Linked DNA regions of Homo sapiens: region 2 is linked to region 1. A link is a loop called in an ENCODE intact Hi-C map of the cell type or tissue named here. Cell type or tissue: mammary epithelial cell. All regions are shown on one strand. Links, peaks and the distances in the headings refer to the core of each region. The heading gives the core; the rest is flanking DNA. Region 1 has its middle 12 kb from the start of LINC02561. Region 2 holds the start of LOC107984199 (a long non-coding RNA gene).

What was found. A loop is a pair of places that touch in the nucleus more often than their neighbours do. Peaks named below come from ENCODE experiments on the same cell type or tissue, not always from the same donor. Only the 100,000 strongest peaks of a DNase experiment are listed, where the experiment ranks them.
Region 2: it touches region 1 in a loop (3-fold over the local background); 4 of 110 quality-filtered maps call a loop at or near these places.

The regions. Positions count from the first base shown.
Region 1 is chr10:5,281,045-5,286,426 of GRCh38, reverse strand. It overlaps the pseudogene AKR1C7P. Among named protein-coding and RNA genes, the nearest start is that of LINC02561, 12 kb to the right of the region's middle. RefSeq lists an enhancer at 1,667-1,961. In mammary epithelial cell, for the core only: a CTCF peak has its summit at 2,738 (motif pointing right); DNase peaks (open chromatin) are centred at 2,796 and 3,006.
Region 2 is chr10:5,627,924-5,633,305 of GRCh38, reverse strand. LOC107984199 (a long non-coding RNA gene) reads left to right here and starts at 281. Exons shown (of 2, transcript XR_001747344.2): 1 at 281-1,079. It also overlaps the pseudogene RN7SL445P. In mammary epithelial cell, for the core only: a CTCF peak has its summit at 3,280 (motif pointing left); DNase peaks (open chromatin) are centred at 735 and 3,285.

The DNA of each region.
Region 1 (5,382 bases), core at 327-5,326:
AAAGAACTAGATCACGTCCTTTGCAGCAACATGGATGAAATTTGAGGCCATTATCCTAATCAAACTAACACAGAAACAGAAAACCAAATACTGCACGTTCTCACTTACATGTGGGAGCTGAACAACACACAGGGATACTGGGAGGGGAACGACAGACATCGGGACCTTTTGAGGTTGGAGGATGGTGGAGGGAGGGGATCAGAAAAAATATTTATTGGGTACTATGCTTATTACCCAGGTGACAATCTGTACACCAAACCCCTGTGACACAGTTTACACATATAACAAACCTGCACATGTGTCCCTGAACCCAAAGTAAAAGATTAAAAAAAAAAAGGAAAATGCCATTGTGGAAATACATGGATTTTCTCTGAGTCAGGCAGATCGTTGACTCCTCTTACTCCTGTTTTATAGACCCCCAAGAGCAAGGCTGGTGAAGCCACCGAAGTGGCTATTGATGCAGGCTTCCGTCACATTGATGCGGCGTTCTTCTACCAAAACGAGGAGGAGGTCGGAAAGGCCATTCGAGAGAAGATTGCTGATGGCCCTGTGAAGAGAGAGGACATTTTCTACACCACTGAGGTGAAATTTCTGTGTGTGCAGTGGCCAGAGGCCACCGTCAGTTCAGATGTATTATTTAGAAAAACAATGTGGTCTCAGAACAATGTATTTACCTAATATTGTGAAGGCACATTATCAAAACATAGGAACAATGTATTTCTTACCTAATATTGTGAAGGCACGTTATGAAAACATAGAAAAGGCTTTTCTCTGAGATGTGTGAAAGGTGGGACACTGTTCTTCAATGTCTCTGAGCGGCAGGTATTATTCATATATGAGATGAGATCGATAATACTTAAGTAACTGTTATACGATTACCCAAGGCATTCTGGGGCCACTCCGTTGATTGTTCAGTAATTGTTCTCAGGACGTATCAAGTGAGGTTGGGATGTTATTCAGAAAAGGGAGCCAGACTGGGAAATACTTTTTTATTTTTCAACTCAGCATTGAGTTTCCTGAATGTTATAACATTTTCCTAGGGTGGAAAACCTTTCTTCCAATGTAAATAAAGCCTTGGTTACTGGCGATACAGCCTATGCCTGTTTACACTGACGACAACTTGTTTTTAGAATGCATCTCTCAGCAGAATTGTTTTGAGGAATTCATTATACAGGACAGTAGATTCCATTCCCCGTGTCCTGACATTTCTCGACTGCTCTCAGAGGACGATGCCATTAACCCTTGATGCATTAAAGTTGATTTTCCTGCTCCATCTAAGTTTTATTCACAGTTTTCTTACATTGCAGTCATTCAAGTAAATCTCAGCATCTCATCAAGGATGTAATTTACCCTGAATAATACAAATGTAGCCCCAGTTCTTCTAGTTTGAGACCACAGTGTTTTGTTACTCATGTGTCAATTTCTGTTATGTTTAATTTTGGTCCCCAAGTGTGTGAAATCATAAGCTACTTTTTATTTCTTTTGTTCACTGCAGCTTTGGACAACTTTCTTTAGACCAGAATTAGTTCGCCCAGCCCTGGAAGGGTCACTGAAGAAACTTCAACTGGACTATGTCGATCTCTTCATTATCCACAATCCATTGGCTATGAAGGTCAGCTTTTGTTTTTTCCTTCTTATGCCCCAAACAGTTTCATCACTGTTACTAGCACCTCCATTGTCTCATTCCAGCTTGATTTCCTGGGTTCTTTCCGAGAGGGGTAGGTTTGAGTGAATTGCATAGAATTGCTAAATCATTCACGAGTCTCCTTCACAGCCGAATGACATTGCAATTTTCTGTCTGTGCTCATCCCCCAGCCTTAAGCGAGATGCAGGTTCGATGATCTCACTTCCTCTATGCTAGAAACATGAGGGCATTGCCCTGCATTTCTTAGTGCTTGTGTTCCTGAGTGTAGGTTCTGAGCTATTAGGTTACTACAGACTACAGAGATACAACGTGAAATCTCCACCTCTTTATGGTGAGGGTCTCTCCCGTATGTACCCTCAGCCCACAGGAGAGAGAGGTACATGGGATGGCACATGTGGCACAACTGGACTCCTTTGGGCTTCAGTGATCCAACCTCTCATCACAGTGGACATTGGCTGAGCACATCTGATGTCCTCATTATCCAAGTTGGGTGAGCATAAACGGGGGCTAAACACACTGATCAATAGTTATGGTAAGCGCTGTCTTCCACACCAGCCTGTCCTTCAGAAATGAAATAAATTTCAACTGTAGGGACGGCATTCTTAGTGAAGTGTGGGGGTGTATGGAGGAAGGAGCCTGCAGGTAACTGGAGAAAAAGTGTTTTGCTACAGTCTCTCAGACTGTTCTCATCTTTCTTTTTTCCCATGTCTTCTCTTACCAACCCTCACCCCAAACACGCACATGCACATCCACACATATCCATATCCACACACATACACTCATGCACACACACATATGCACACAGGCACACACACATGCACACACATACACACGTCTGCACATGCAGACACACAAGCACATACATCCACACACATGCACGCATGCATGTTCAGATTAATAATCACAGCCTTCTGAAAGTGGTGTGGCTAAGCTCCTTAGGCGCCAGAAAGGGAATTCTCATAGAAAACCTTCTTCTTTATCCTCTGTTTTCCAGCCTGGGGAGGAATTGCTGCCTAAGGATGCCAGTGGAAACATTATTTTTGATACTGTGGATCTTCGTGACACATGGGAGGTATGTTCTGCTGCAGACACCAGGTGGCACTGTGTGGTGAGGTTGGAATCACAGAAGGAGGGGTCAAAAGAGATGGGGTTTTGCTCCAGCAGTTGTTTGACCTCAGACGTGGAACTTCTCTGCGCCTCCGTGTTCTCATCGTTGAAGTGAGGGAGTGGAATGAGATAACCCCTACGGTCCATTTTTAATTTTAACTTCTATGGCTCTACATAGACATGGAAGCAGCTTTACCCCTGAGATCAGGTTGAGGACATGAGCCCTAAAGAGGAGTCAGCATAGAGAAGCACAAAAGGAGTCAGCGCTTTATCCCGGGACAGAAACACATCACAGAGGAGGAATAGCTGCGGCCTGACTCAGCAGGAGGGTGGAAGGTGCAGGACAGTGAACCCGCCCTTGCAACACCTATACCATTCATTTATTTTTATCGTTGTAGAAAGAGGTAGCAACAAACCCTTTACTAGAGGAAAAGCTGAGAGTTTCTTTTGCCCTTGACTATGGTGTAGTTTGTTAACTATTGCATCCTAACAGCAAAATAGGTACCATAGAAGAGAGTGGGATAGGTAAGAGGAAATGGAAAAGCAGCTTTATGTTTATTTGGTGTCCCCAGTGTGCATGTAATAGAATTAAGGAGACAAATATGTACGCAGAACAAGAAAAGGCATTCAAAATTAATTTATTCAAGGGATAAAACGGTTTGATTCATTATAATCGTAGTATATCATAAATCAGATTTTCGGTTTATAAAAAGTCAGTGACAAACGAAATGGACAAACTACAGTAAAGGTCTACCACCCATTTCCTCCCTCCCCAGGCCCTGGAGAAGTGCAAAGAAGCAGGTTTAACCAAGTCCATCGGGGTGTCCAATTTCAATCACAAACTGCTGGAACTCATCCTCAACAAGCCAGGGCTCAAGTACAAGCCCACCTGCAACCAGGTGAGCCGTTAGCCCACCGGGGCCTTCTCTGACTTTCTGCTCTTTACACACTTCCTGCTTAATCATGCTTCCAAGTTTCTGGCTTTATATCACCTGTGTAGATGACAGCTACTTTCATAGAAATAGAAAATACTAGAGAAAAACAGTTTGAGTGGAGTAGAAGAGCCTGACTTCAGTTCTTTGGGGATGGGTGTGAAGTTCCTATGAGACAGCCAAGCGGAGGCAGAGTTGGGAGGTGGTCGCTTTGGTCTGGAGCTCAGGGGGTGGAGGTGGAGACACAGTGTTTGAAATTATTGCTGTATAGATGGTAACAACTCACAGACAAGGATTAGCTCTCCTAGGGAAAGTTCATGGAATGAAAAGGAACAGGCAGGAAAGTTCACAGGAGAGGGTGAGGCAGAGAGGCACTGGCAAGGAGATTGAACAGGAGCTGCCAGACAGGTGGAGACAGCCAGGAGACTGTGGTGTCGGGAGCCAAAGAAAGAGCATTGAAGTGGCTTGAGTCAGACATAGGTAGGTCCTACTGTGAGCAAACACTCCAATAGGGAAAGATAAAAGTGGCTGGATTTAGTGGCATGGAGGTTATGGGAAGCCATGCAGGGCCTGATCCAGAGTGGTAAGCACTAAAGCCAGATCAGAGGAAAGGAGTGAGAAAGAGGAGGTGTATAAATCGTAATCAAAACATATGATTTTAAAAGAAACATCCAATATAGCCAAATATCAAACATGATTTATGACATTGTTAAGTTTAAAGCTTTGTGTAGACCATTTTGATAATTATACAAAAAGCAGTTCAAAAATGTATACTCTGTCTTAGTTTTATATTTCTAGGGATATTTGTAGACAAGACGTGTTAAAAACTCCCATCTATATTATATAGTAATATAATATATATTAACATATATATATAATTTCTAAAACCAAATGATTAGAATTTTGAATATCCACAAATGAGGAATTAATTAAAGTTCTGATGGCTTCATAGAGATCTTTGAGAGGATATTATGAAGACTAATAGCAAAAAGGGAAAGCTTATGTTATAATATTATATCAAAAGTATATCAGAGAATTATATACTATTCTGTTTTTCAGGATGCTTTTAAGCCACAAGAAACAGAAAACTCAATTCAAACGGGCTTAAAGTTGATTCATTTATAGAAAGTTTGGGTCTTTGTTGCTCTAGAAGCTGTAAGATACTCTCTTGAAATGAATATATTTTGTCTGTGCTCCATGTTTGATCGCTTCAGAATGGCTCCTCATGGCAATTGGGCTATAGGTCTCCTCATTCATGTTCAGCACAGCAGAGAGGGTTTTCTGGAGCTGTTTCTAAAGAGAGAAGAATAATGGTCACAGAAGTTTTCTAGCAATTTTTTTCTCATGTTTCATTGGCTTGAACAACATATTGTGCCTTTCATAAACCAATTAATGTAAGAGAAAGGAAGTTTGTGACACAAAAGTGTGAACTGGCTTCTTCTGGGGCACAGAAACTGAATATGGAGGAAGGGAGAAATAACTGAACAAAATCAGGATTCTTATAAAATATGCTAATCTATACTATTCAGTACATATACTAATTTTAAATTATTTAACATCTTAAGAATAATAAAAATGACTAAAATTAAGCACACAAAATGATTAGAGGTTGCTACGTGGTTCTGGTAAAATTCTAGGTGACCTTGTTGTATTTTTTCCTATATCTGACATGAAAATATTTCTTTTATAACTTTTAAA
Region 2 (5,382 bases), core at 324-5,323, 350 kb before region 1:
GAGCCATAGGAAAAAAAATCCATCACAAGCTGACTTCAAAGAGTCTAATTGTTAGATTTTTTTCCTTCTTCTTTGGTGTCAGAGGGGTCCCTTGCTGCTTCTAAAATAGCATGGAGTATAAACTTGTATTCAAGAAATATAGGTAAGATACGATTTAGGTGCAGTTTTGGTTAAATACAGCATTGATGAGAGCAGTATTACTCAAGAGGCTGGGTGCTACTGAGTTCCCACATCCAGCCCCCAACCTGTGCTTGTCCCACCACATGTGGCTCCCACATCCAGCAGGCTGAATCTAAAACTGGCCTGGTCTATAAGGCCGTTCCTCAGATGATCTGACAGCCCATGGATTAATTCTGTGTCACTTTCAAACAGGGCAATAGAGTTGTCAAGACTTGATAAAGCCCAATAATATTTCTAATAACAAGTAAACTGAAAGCCCAGCTGGGCACTGATTCTTATTTTGTGTTGGGCTCCCAGGCCAGCCTACAACGATGTGTTCCTTTGCATTCAACAAACATTCACAGCCAGGCTTCCTAAGCTGGAGTCCCTGGATGTGTGCTTTGCAGATCTTGGCTGTAAAGTATCTCACTGGTCTTTCTCTCTGGCACCTCTTGTTATGCCTCCAGCTGCAGCCAAGCATCTGGGCCTTGGTCACCGAGTGCTGTGATTGCAGGCACTCTGTGCTGACAAGTGACTTGGTTGCCTCAGACCAGGTGTGACTCATTATTTTCCTCCTGACATTCCAAGCACTGAAGTAAATGATTGATGGAGGGAAAGATCCAAAGTGTCAGAGAAGTCTCTCTCTTGGCCGTGAATAACAGGCTACCTTGAATTGGTGTTTCCTTTGCGTATTTTGTTTCTAAGCAAATCGAGTCCCAGGTAGAGTTTTGCCCTTGAGCAGCTTCATGAGGTCAAGGAGGGGCGCTCACTCCACTCTGCACGGAAACACTGAGTGGAATGAAAATACAACCGGAGAGAATGTCCTCCCCACCAGAAGGTCGCCTCGAGACAGGCCTCCACGCATCGTTGCTGACCTCACACAGTGATACCTCTGCATGCCGGGGAGCAATTCCATCCAAGTAAGTGGTGGGTGGGGACAGTTTCTCTCCCTCTGGGGACATGCCAGACTGAGTCCTTGGCAGTACTCTGTTTTCCCGGGAGGCCCTTTTGCCCAAACTGGGACATCTGGTTCCATTAGGAAATCAGAATGTTCCTCTGGGCTTGTGGCGTGCTCCCAGGTGGACACTCCTCTGGGAACGCAGCTGCCTAGGGCAGGATCATTTCACAGGACCTCAGGAAATTACAGGAGGAGCTTGGACCCAAATCCTCCCCAGTGCAGTCAGGAAACACGGCTGAGAGAGTGTTCCCTGCAAGGCCAGAAATGATGGCTTTAATATTACCTCTCTTTCTCTCTCATCTATCATCATCTATTCCTTCTCTCTATCATCTATTATCCCTCTATCTACCTATCCATCCATCAGTCATCTATCTATTCATTTATCTATCCATCCATTGATTATCTATTATCTATCATCTTTCAATTTTTTTTTAGAGACAGGGCCTCACTATCTTGCCCAGGCTGGAGTGCAGTGGCTATTCACGGGAGTGATCCCGCTACTGATCATTATGGGTGTTTAGACTTGCTCCATTTCCAATCTGGGCTGGTTCACCCCTCCCTAGGCAACCTGGCAGTCCCTTGATCCTGCGAGGTCACCATATGGATGCCAAACTTAGTGTGGACCCCTGATCTGTGTAGTGTACCACAGCTTGGAACTTCTGGACTCAAGCAATCCTCCTGCCTCAGCCTCCTGAGTAGCTGGTATTACAGGTGTCAGCCACTGGCTATCTATCTGTCCATCAATCATCTATTTATCTGTTTATTATCTATTGATCTATCATTGATCATCTGTTTATATATCTATCATCAATCAATCAATATATCTGTCTCTTGAGCTATCATCCATCTATTGATCTATCATTGATCTATTATTTAATGGGCACGTGTTGAATGTCTAATACATGGCTCTGAACTGAGTCTCGGGAAGGGAAATGCAAAGATCTTGGCTTCCCTTTAAGACCCTCCCATTTAGGAGAGGATAAAAGATGCATCAGCTTTATCAACATCGTCTCAACAGAAGCCAGAATGGAGTGAATGCCACACAAGAGGAAAACAGTGCTTGAGAATTCGTTGTTTTTAAAAAATGCATCATGGAGAAAGGGAATCTGAGCTCTGTATCTCCAGTCAAGGAATGATATGAACCGAAACACACATGTTCTGGAAAATTGATCAGATTGTGGCGTGTGGTGTAAACAGGCAGCTGGCAGAGCTGGAGGCCAGATATGGAGTTGGGAGAGGCGGTGAGAGAGGAATGTGAAAGCCAGGCCGTGCCTGCCAGTGCAGAGATGGACTGGACCGGACTGGGTGCCCAGGTGGATGAAGCCTGGGTGGGCGTTCAATAGCTGGGACACAATCTTTTCTCTTCAAATAGAACACCTATCAAGGGAGATCTCAGCATCAGGTGCCCCAGCCTGAGCAGTGCTTGCTGAAGGTGTGTGGAGCAGCAATGGTTGGTTGTCTCAGCGGACACAGGGGCTGTCATGTCTTTATCCTCCAGGCCTTGGAATGATGCTATTTGCTATGTGACATTTGAATCTCTGGAGCACTGACCTCGAGCCACCATGTGGTCTATTTAAATTGTGTGTTACTTGGCTATGGCTGCCATAACAAAAGACCACAGATTGGGGGCCTTAAACAATAGAAATACATTTTCCCCAAGTTCTAGAGGCTGGAAATCCAAGATCAAACTGTCAGCAGGTTTGGTTTCCCCTGAGGCCTCTCTCCTTGATGTACAAACCACCTTCTTTCTCATGGTGTCTTCACGCGGTCTCTCCTCCGCGTGTGCGCATCCTGGGTGTCTCTTCCTCTTCTTATAAGGAACCAGACCTATTTGGTTTAGGGCCTCAGTCTTATGACCTCATGTAACCTTAATTACACCCTCGAAGGCCCCAACTCCAAATACAGTCACATTGAGGGGTAGGGCGTCCACATATGAATTTGGGTGAGGGACACAAGTTAGTCCATACCATACGGCTACTTGGTATATTTCTTTTATCCTATAAGCTTCTAAAGACCAGGGGCCATGTTGTATTCACTTTCCACAGTGTCTGACACAGAGATAATCCCCATATACTGGTTGAATTAATTGGCTGCAGGATGAAGCCAGAGATACAGGGCTGCTGCCTCCAGCTGCCCAGGCTGTGCACTGCAGAGCTCCACCTAGAGGACGCCGTGAATATTGCTGCTTGGGGTTGTGTAGGGCTATGTTCTGCTGGTTGGCGATGATTTGGAATGTGTCTTTTTTCTTAATTTTCTAAACGTTGCCATGTTCTGCTTCCACAGCTGTGTAAACTCTGAGTGCCTCGAGTGTAAACAGTATTATATCTATTAGTCTGTGAGTAACAGAAACGTTATGTTAAACACAAGAAACCTCATGTCAAACACAAGAGGATTTTTTTTTTTTTTTTTTTTTTTTTTTTTTTTTACATAATAAGTCTGGAGATAGGCAGTTACTGCCTGTGGTTTAGAGCAGAGGTTTATAATTTTTTTTTTCTGATAGTCAATATTTTTAGCATTGTGGGCCAAGTGGTCTCGGTTACAACCACTCCCCTTTGTCATAGACAGGGCAAAATTAGCTCCAGACAAATAAATGAGCATGACTGTGTTCCAACAAAACTATTTACTAAAACAAGTAGTGGGCCAGATTTGACTCATGGGCTGTAGTTTGACAGCCCTCATGTATACCACAGCCAAAGCTTTTGCAGTTTTTTTGATCTTTTGACCATGGGACCCTCATGGTCCCAAGATGGCTGCTACAGCTCTGGTCATCATGTCTATCTTCCAGGCAGGAAGAAAATGGAAAGAGCTTGGCAAAAGGAGTGTCTGCCAGCCAAGCAAGCCTTGTGTATTTTTTTTTGATGTGTTTGTTTTACTTTGGGCACAGTGCCATCCCAAGCAATATAAGGTTTCTCTTACTGAGGAAGAACAGAAGAATAGACAGTAAGTAGCACCACTCAGCCCCTAGCACCACCACTTTAAAAAAAAATCCTCCAACTCCTAGAGTAGTACTGTGCTGAGCACACTGCAGGAAATCCATGAATAACGGCTTCTCGTTTCCTCTCATACTTGTTTCTGGTCACCTCTGGTCTCTTCACTTCATTATTAAATCCTTAGAGAGGACTACAACCTTCGCAGTCTAACTTTGTAAAAAGATGACTCAAATTTTCCGATTCTTGGTAAAAAAAAAACCACACACACCTCAACAGCTCCTTTCATGCTATATAGATTTCCAGGCAGGGAACAAAAGACAGAAAGAGACGGGAAGGCAGAAAGGAGACTATTATGCATTGCTGGCTCAGCAGTAATTGTTGGCAGCTTTCGGAGAGTCGGGAGGTGAGGGCTCAGGCGGCTTTGGGGCGTGATTGATGGGTTATGATGGGGACCAGGAGGCATCTGTCCTGTGTGTTTGAGGATTTGGGGAAGCAGATCCTGTGGTGCGTCTCAAGCATGCATTCTGATGCTGCCTCCTCCAGGAGTATTTTAGGAGAAGGCAGGGATTCTCCGCAAAACTCAGGCTCTGCTCTGTTTTCCATGAGTGTTTCCAAATCCCAGAGCTCAGACCCTGATGAAACTCTTTCAGTCTTGTGAGGCGTGGGGTGTGGCAGAAAGTCCCTAAGCTCCCAGACCCAGGGAGAGCAGTGTTCTCCGGGACCTACAGCGTAATAGTTTCTCTTTCTGCTCCCTCTCCTGCCATCCCTCCCCGCTTTCCAGAATGAGTCTATGGTGAGGACTGGATAGGACAGGAAGAAAGATGCCTGGAGTTAGTGTAGAATCAAGGAGATCTGACACAGAAAAGAAGGAGACGACCCTGGACCCGTCCAGCCTCTTCCCTTGATTTGGGAGTGGCCCGGAGGATGATCTGGGTCCCTGGTTTTCGAATCTCTTTGGCAGTTCTCTCTGACACCCGTCCTGGCCACAGCCCCTCCCTTTCCGACCCTTTCCTCACTGCATTCTCTTTCCAACCTTCCGTGTTTTTTTTTTGTTGTTTTTGTTTTTTGATGCATTGCTGGGAATGCCTGCTACAGACTTAATTAGGCCTCCTCCAAATTCATATTTTGAAGCCCTAACTTCCAATGTGATTATATTTGGAGGTAGGGCCTTTAAGGGGGTGAGTAAGGTTAAAGGAAATCATAAAGGTGGGACTGTTCTCTTCAAAAAAACTGGTGTTCTTATAACAAAAGGAAAAAGACACCAGAGATCTCTGTCTCAGACAGAAAAAGCTACGGGAGGACACAGTGAGAAAGTGGCTGTCTGCACGCCAGGAC